Linked DNA regions of Homo sapiens: regions 1 and 3 are each linked to region 2. Evidence: chromatin loops called from intact Hi-C (ENCODE). Cell type or tissue: heart right ventricle. All regions are shown on one strand.

The links. A loop is a pair of places that touch in the nucleus more often than their neighbours do. Peaks named below come from ENCODE experiments on the same cell type or tissue, not always from the same donor. Only the 100,000 strongest peaks of a DNase experiment are listed, where the experiment ranks them.
Region 1: a loop joins it to region 2, with 2.8 times the contacts of the local background. A loop is called at or near these places in 33 of 110 quality-filtered maps.
Region 3: a loop joins it to region 2, with 2.0 times the contacts of the local background. A loop is called at or near these places in 28 of 110 quality-filtered maps.

What each region holds. Positions count from the first base shown.
Region 1 is chr12:112,273,533-112,276,032 of GRCh38, forward strand. HECTD4 (HECT domain E3 ubiquitin protein ligase 4) reads right to left here. Exons shown (of 76, transcript NM_001388303.1): 10 at 1,315-1,428; 11 at 123-263. Among named protein-coding and RNA genes, the nearest start is that of HECTD4, 110 kb to the right of the region's middle. In heart right ventricle, no CTCF peak of the experiment used is centred here; no DNase peak of the experiment used is centred here.
Region 2 is chr12:112,386,043-112,388,542 of GRCh38, forward strand. No RefSeq gene overlaps it. Among named protein-coding and RNA genes, the nearest start is that of HECTD4, 4.9 kb to the left of the region's middle. In heart right ventricle, CTCF peaks have their summits at 1,489 (motif pointing left) and 1,688; DNase peaks (open chromatin) are centred at 1,509 and 1,848; H3K4me3 peaks cover 316 bases; H3K27ac peaks cover 520 bases.
Region 3 is chr12:112,303,903-112,306,402 of GRCh38, forward strand. It overlaps HECTD4 (HECT domain E3 ubiquitin protein ligase 4), which reads right to left. Exons shown (of 76, transcript NM_001388303.1): 7 at 2,162-2,332. Among named protein-coding and RNA genes, the nearest start is that of HECTD4, 77 kb to the right of the region's middle. In heart right ventricle, no CTCF peak of the experiment used is centred here; no DNase peak of the experiment used is centred here.

The DNA of each region.
Region 1 (2,500 bases), 110 kb before region 2:
TCAAAGAGGGAAAACTGGTGACACATTCTGGGGTTGGGCTATGTTTTCACCTACTAATGCTGTGGTATTCTCTCATATTTCAGAGGAAAATCTTTTCCTGCAAGACCCTGAGTGCACCTCACCTTTGGGCTCAGTGATAATGTGACTGACTCCAAGTCTCTGGCAGACATAATGGAAGGCTTGATTCCCAGGGTTACACCACTGATCGATATAGTCATTTGAGCATGTCCATAGCATGTTGTTCACTGTGTCATAACACGCTCCTGCAAAAAGAGCATACTGTATTCAGTCACCATGCCACCAGCTACCTGTATACATATTTCTCACAAGCACTGCTACAAAGTGGAAGGGCAAGGATGCTCTCTAATGTTGACAACCCACAACCCTAGTCCCACAGATTTATTTGGTAAGGCACTAGGTTGGGACTCGGCAAAGGCCAGCATTTAATTTTTAATTTTGCTTAACTCCTGTGTGAGGAGTAAATCTCACAAAATAGATAGCTCTTAGTAACTGATTTATCTGTGACCTACTTCCAAAGAGGATTTAAGTGGCTTACATTAAAAACACAGGTATAATAGGACCAATTAACATTAATGCAAAATAAAAAGCCCTAATAACTGAGCCCAAAACTTAGAAATAAGCTTCCTACCACCCACGGCAAAGAGAAAGTCCAGTATATTACTTAATGTTCATTTTCTAACAATAACAGGTATACCAATTCCTCACAGGAAATAAACTTTTTGTGGCATAAACCTGAGAATTTCTTATAGGCATCATCACACAACCTAATCAATAGTATCTTCAATTGCAGTTTATTCAGAGGAATTTTACATATGGCAATGTCTTATACTCATTCCCAAAATTAAAATTTAATATAAAAAAATTCTTTCTGGCTGGACACAATGGCTCATGCCTGTAATCCCAGCACTTTGGGAGGCCAAGGCAGGAAGATTGCTTGAGCCTAGGAGTTTGAGACCAGCCTGGGTGACATAGTGAGACCTTGGCTCTACAAAAAATAAACAAAATTAGCTGGGCATGGTGGTGTGCTCCTGTAGTCCCAGTTACTCAGGAGGCTGAGATGGGAGGACTGCTTGAGCCCAGGAGGTAGAGGCTGCAGTGAGCCAAGATCGTAACACTTCACTCCAGCCTAGGTGACAGAAGAGACCCTGTCTCAAACAAAACAAAACAAAACAAAACAAAAAACGTCTTTCTTTTCAAGAAAACTAGAATGCCACAGGGAACTGGCAAGACAGTTCAAGAGAAATTTGCTAAAACTTGAAATTTTCCAAAGATATGTGCAAGTTTATTTCTTACCCAATCCTGGTACGAGAGCACCACGCCCCAGTGAGCTTCCAGCAGCATCTATGAGATCTGCACGACTTGTAAACTGACCATCCGAAATATTATACACCAAGCTGGAGGCTAGGACTTTGGAAACAAACATTAAGCTGTTTAATGAGCCTGAAGATTATTTTTAAAGTTTAAATTTTAGGCTTTTAACAAGACTTTTATAAAAATCACACCCTTTTCTTGTTGTTGTGTATTGGTGGTAATTGGTGGTAAAGAGATGGAGAATACATGCATAAGACCACAGAAAGAAAACTGTCACCACCAGAAATTTTCCTAAATTTAATACCGAACCATAGTTTTCAAAGTGTTTTTAAAATGGCAACTTTTGCATGACGGTTCTTTCCGATATACATTATCAAAAGGGTAACTGCAAGAGGGGTTATGATCACTAATATCACAAGATGCAAATGTTTACAAGAAACACTTGGCAGTTAGTCAGTGTTCAATAAAGCTTGGTGTATACTCAAACACAGCTCAGCTGCAATCTTTCCTAATACTGGCTCTACAACTTGGACACACCCTGGCTTTTTCCCTTAACACAGGATAGTGCAGTATTAAAGAGCATGGACTTTGGGCTTCAGAGTTTGAATTCCAGCTCTAAAACTTTTGGGTGGCCCTGGGAAAGTCATTGAACATTTCAGTTTCCTCATTTCTAGAGTGGAAATAATAAAAGTCCTACCTTATATAGTTATTTTAAAGAATAAATGAGTTAAAATATGTCAAGGATCCACACCAGCATATATATATATATATATGTATTAATTGCTATCATTGATTTTATTTTCTTCCCCATTTTCAAACAAAACTTTAGCACTGTGTCTCTTGAGTTTTCTTCTTTTTCATATTTTAATCACCCTAGTAGCCCAGATCCGCATCGTGCCTAACTTAAGTTATAACATAAATGATACTCTTTTTTCTATTTTCTACTGTTTCATTAAACAAAATGGGACAGTGGAAAATAGACCTCCAAATCTCTTTTTTCATGGTACTTAACCATACATATGCTTTCTCCCCACTTGGCCACTTATATGAATAATATCCGTTCTTTATGGCTTAAACTCAAAACCTCATGAAGTCTCTCCTTTCTACCCCACTCCACAATGAGCCTTTCTTTCTCAGATTGTGCAGCTCACAAATCTGCTCCACATGG
Region 2 (2,500 bases):
CCTGTGTTGCCTAGGCTGATCTCCAACTCCTAGCCTCACGTGATATTCACACCTTGGCCTCCCCAAAGCACTGGGATTACAGGCATGAGCCACTATGACCGGCCCATCACAATTTTTAAATGCTTAGATTCAGGACTCTAACCATCTTAAATAGTTCAGATAAAATTTCTTCTATACTTAGTCTTATTTCTTCTACTCTTAATGATGTTTTAAGATCAGGAGTCAAGGTGCCCAGGAACTCTTGTCCTTCAGCCTAAGTGATGAAAACAGCACAGATCTAGGGCTTAAAGTCTTTAGACTGCATAATGAATAGTTATTTAATATTTTAGCAACAGTAATTAATTAGTCATAGGACTGCATGGCTGCCACTGCACCATGATGAGGCAGCTGATGAATTAATATTTATAGAACCCCCTCCGGAAAGGAGACCATTTAGTAGGGATTTCTAGAACAGATCAGCAAGACAAAGAAAATGCCTGGTCAAAAGAACTTTAGGTTGGAAGCTACGAGGAAGAGAATCTGTATCTAGTCTAGACAACACACACATACACACACAAGACATTCATTTATAGGAAGGAAAGATTTATGGCTTATGACTTCTTTTCTTTGGAATCGTCATTTCTACTCTTCTATTCAAGAATGGGGGATCAGGATGGGAAAAGGAGCAAGAGAAAGTGTTGGCTGGGCAACCCTAAGTTAGAAGCAGAGAAGAAATATGAGGAAAATAGGAAGAATAGCTATGACTAGGTTGGACCTCAGTTACTCCTGGGAGGCATCTCCCCAAGAGGGAGCAGCAGGCTTGTTGATGGAGATCATCTCCCTCCTGCCCCAGCTGCTGACGTGATACTCGCTAGCCCTGGCTCAAGCTGGGGCCCCTCTGGGATTTTGCAATATCTCTCCCTTCTGCTGGTTTTCTATACCAGCTGACTGTCTAAAATGACTTCGTAATCCTTCCTGGGTCCAAAAATATGTGAGTGTGGTGTGAAGATAAGTGGTCCTTGATAAACTTTATTAGAGCTTAAAGGTGGTTTTAGATGAGGCAGCCATGTTAATTTTTAAGGCCTTTCAAAACACCAAGGAAAAAATACACACACACACACACACACACACACACAGAACCTATGGGGGAGATTGATTATTTCCGTCTTACTAATTACAGTCTCAAAGAGGAAACACACACACCTACTCAAAATCTTTTTTCCAAGTGTTCTGGTAGGCCCTGTTCATATTTTTATTTCAAAGAAGATTATTTTGGCTCATGGGTGGATCTATGTGGTAACAGGGAAAAGAAATCAGATGAAAGAGATATTTGAAAACGAGGAGGGGGAAATTCTCCTTGGAGCACCACTGAATTGCTAAAACTAAAGGACGGGTCTCCACATTGATGAAAAGCCAGAAGATGAAGCAGCATTAAATGCCTTTCTCATTTGAAAAGATCATCAGCAGCAGGGAGCTCTGAAAGATGCTATGTCCTCCATCGCCACCTTGTGTGCATCACAGGCCTTGCTGCACTGGGATTTGTAGTTCAGACTTGGAAATTTGCTAACATTCGTCTCCTGCAAAAAAATTAGATTAAGAAAAAGTTGTGGCCGGGCGCGGTGGCTCACGCCTGTAATCCCAGCACTTTGGAAGGCCGAGGCGGGTGGATCACGAGGTCAGGAGATAGAGACCATCCTGGCTAACACGGTGAAACCCCGTCTCTACTAAAAATACTAGCCGTGCGCGGTGGCAGGCGCCTGTAGTCCCAGCTACTCGGGAGGCTGAGGCGGGAGAATGGCGTGAACCCAGGAGGCGGAGCTTGCGGTGAGCCGAGATCGCGCCACTGCACTCCAGTCTGGGCAACAGAGCGAGACTCCGTCTCACAAAAACACAAAAAAACAAAAACAAAAAGTTATGGCTCATGCCTGTAATCCCAGCACTTTGGGAAGCCGAGGTGGGCGGATCACCTGAAGTCAGGAGTTCGAGACCAGCCTGGCCAACAGGGCAAAACCCCATCTCTACTAAAATTACAAAATTAGCCAGGTGTGGTGGTGCGCGCCTGTAATCCCAGTTACCCAGTTACCAGGAGGCTGAGGCATGAGAATCACTTGAACCCGGGAGATGAATGTTGCAGCGAGCCGAGATTACGCCACTGCACTCCAGCCTGGGCAACCTAACGAGTCCATCTCAAAAAATAAAAATAAAAATAAAAATAAAAAAGTTGTTAGCACAAAGGAAAAGTGGACAAAAGATATTATTGAAGAGTTTTCACTCAAGGAAAAGCAAACACTGTACGTTTTTGTTCCTTCAGTATTCATTAAATGCCTACTCTGTGCCAGGCAGAGTTAGGTTTGAGGATCGAGTTCCCAAGGAGACTGGCAGCTTCCCTTTCTCATGAAAGACAGGGAGGCTGCTTGAAGGAATCATTCCAACGGGGATGAGAAGTCCGGGCACCTAGTCTGGGGGTGAGGTTCCCGGAAGATGTTGAGTTTAAAGCTGGTAACTGCTACGTATGAGTTAA
Region 3 (2,500 bases), 82 kb before region 2:
AGAGGGAGAATTGAGACAAACTCTCATCTATCACAGCAAAAAAGAAAGAAAAATCAACTTTGTTTATATCTGGCGTTCATAAATCAAGAAATAGCAATATAAGCGTTTTACTTAGGGATATGAAGGTCACCACCAGAAGAATGTGATTGCCTGAGGAGCATGCTGGGATTGGAGGAGTGGGGCAAGGGTCTCCTGTTTTTCATTATGAGCCTGTATCCAAAAAGAAAAAAGTGTGTGGATTTTTTTGATACAATTTTTTCTTTTAATTAAAAAAAAGCATATCAGAGAATCAGGGAATTCTTCAATGTTCCCATTATTCTTAGGCTAAAGACCTAATTTTTTTTTTTTTTTTTTTTTTTTGAGACAGGGTCTGTCTCTGTCACTCAGGCTGGAGCACACTGGTACAATCAGGGCTCACTGTCACCCCAATCAACCTTCTGGTCGACCTTCCAGGCTGAAGTGATCCTACTGCTCAGCCTCCTTAGTTGCTGGGACTACAGGCACATGCCACAACACCCAGCTAATTTTTGTATTTTTTTGCAGAGACGGGGTCTCGCTATGTTGCCCAGGCTAGTCTCTGACAGAGCAGGAGCACCGTCATCTCAGACAAACACTGCCACTTTAAGTTCCAGCTCCCTTTTTAAAACTCCTGGGCTCAAGAGATCCTCCCATCTCAGCCTTCCAAGCACTGGGATTACAGGCATGAGCCACTGTGCTCAGCCAAGACCTAAATGAAAATTCCTTAAACAGCTGGTAAGTCTCTTTAAAAACCAATTAAAAAAAAAAAAAAGCTTTTCTGACAATTATGAACACATGTTCAATCTGTAGCAGACCAATTCAAAGATTCACTCTGGCAGGGACATTTTGTAAGATAATGGTTAGAGGACACTGTGAGATTCAATAGAAAAATAACCTGCACAGTTAAAGGTTACGAGACTCCTGATGGATAGTCTGCTGCTGGGTTGGATGACTGGCTTCCCAGAACATGTTTTAATCCTGTTAAAATTTATTAGAAAATTGCTTCGGTGTTTTTGTTTTTGTTTTTTTACAGGAATGCTAATTTCTTCCCAGAAGGAGACTGTAAATTACCTCATGAAAAAAGGTTTTGTCACAGACCTGGCTTGGGGCAATTTGTTCTTTTATAAGTCTCTACAAATCCTACCTAGACCGGCTCTGTCCAATAGAACATTCTTCATGATGGAAATGTTCTATATCTTTGCTGTTCAACGAAGAAGCCACTAGCCATATGGCTACTGAGCACTTGAACTGTGGCTAATCAAGCTATGCAACTCCAGTTTTAATTTTATTAAATTTCAAGTGAAATTTAAATAGCAACGTATGGCTAGCAGCCACTGTGCAAGACGGTGTGGATCTAAAGCGCCGTGGCTCCCAGCTGCTTCTTGCCCCAAGCCCTCCTCCTCTCTCTGCATTCCAGCCACTCTGGCCCACTTTTTCTCCCTAAAACATGCTGCCTCCTGCCACAGACACTTTGCACGTGTGGTATCCTCTTTCTGGAATGTTCTTCCCTCACCTACTCCCCAGCCTCTTCATCTGGTACATGACTACTTTTCCTTCACTAATTACGATTATCTCGTGCGCTTATTTGCTCACTTGTTTATGGTTAATCTTTATGCCTCTCCACCATCATCAACCCACCCAACTCTGGAGCCTGAATACACATCACATTTGGGCAAGAACCCTGCCCACCCTGCCCATCTCTGTACTCCCACCACCTAGACAGAACACACTTGGCTCTCAGTGAGCATTTGGCTAATATCTAAAAGGTAAGTGACATGTCACAATGTTGTTATCTCTCTCAGAGACTCCCAATTTCTATCTGTAGACCCATTCTTGCTACTGTAATGTTGCCCCACATTTCCAACAGACTGTGAGCATTTCTACTTAAATACCCTTCTGTCTACACATTAAATAATGTTATCTCCAGTCATCAGATTAACATTCAGAAAGCTTGGCTCTACTTATTGTCATACAACTCCAAACAAAGAAACCTTCAAAGACATCTAAGAGAAAAATCAATTTTAAGGAAACACTGAACACACTATACACGCTGCAAGGTTCTTAGGCCCTTTGCACACCAATATAAAAAGAAAGCAAACAGAAATGTTTCTGCAAAGATACAAGCGAGAAAGTTCAAACTTACCACAAGTTCAAAAATGTCCATGAAGACAGAATGTCCCTTCGGTGTTTTCTCATTCAGGCTGGCAGGAGACCAGATCCAATAGAAGTAAGTGCCATCTGAAGACAGGTGCACAGTGCTCATGGTGCTGCCAATGGGGAGGTGATTGGCTGGCATTGGCACCACCTGGCACACCTGGGCATGAAAGGGAGGAAATCTCCATTAGAGCCACATATAAATTCTGATTAATCCTATCAGCTCATCATTAATGCCATTATGCCCAAGATGAGAATTCACTAGGCTTTCTGGTCAAAATAAAATGGATATTTATCTCTAATAATAACATACACAAATTACATGGCA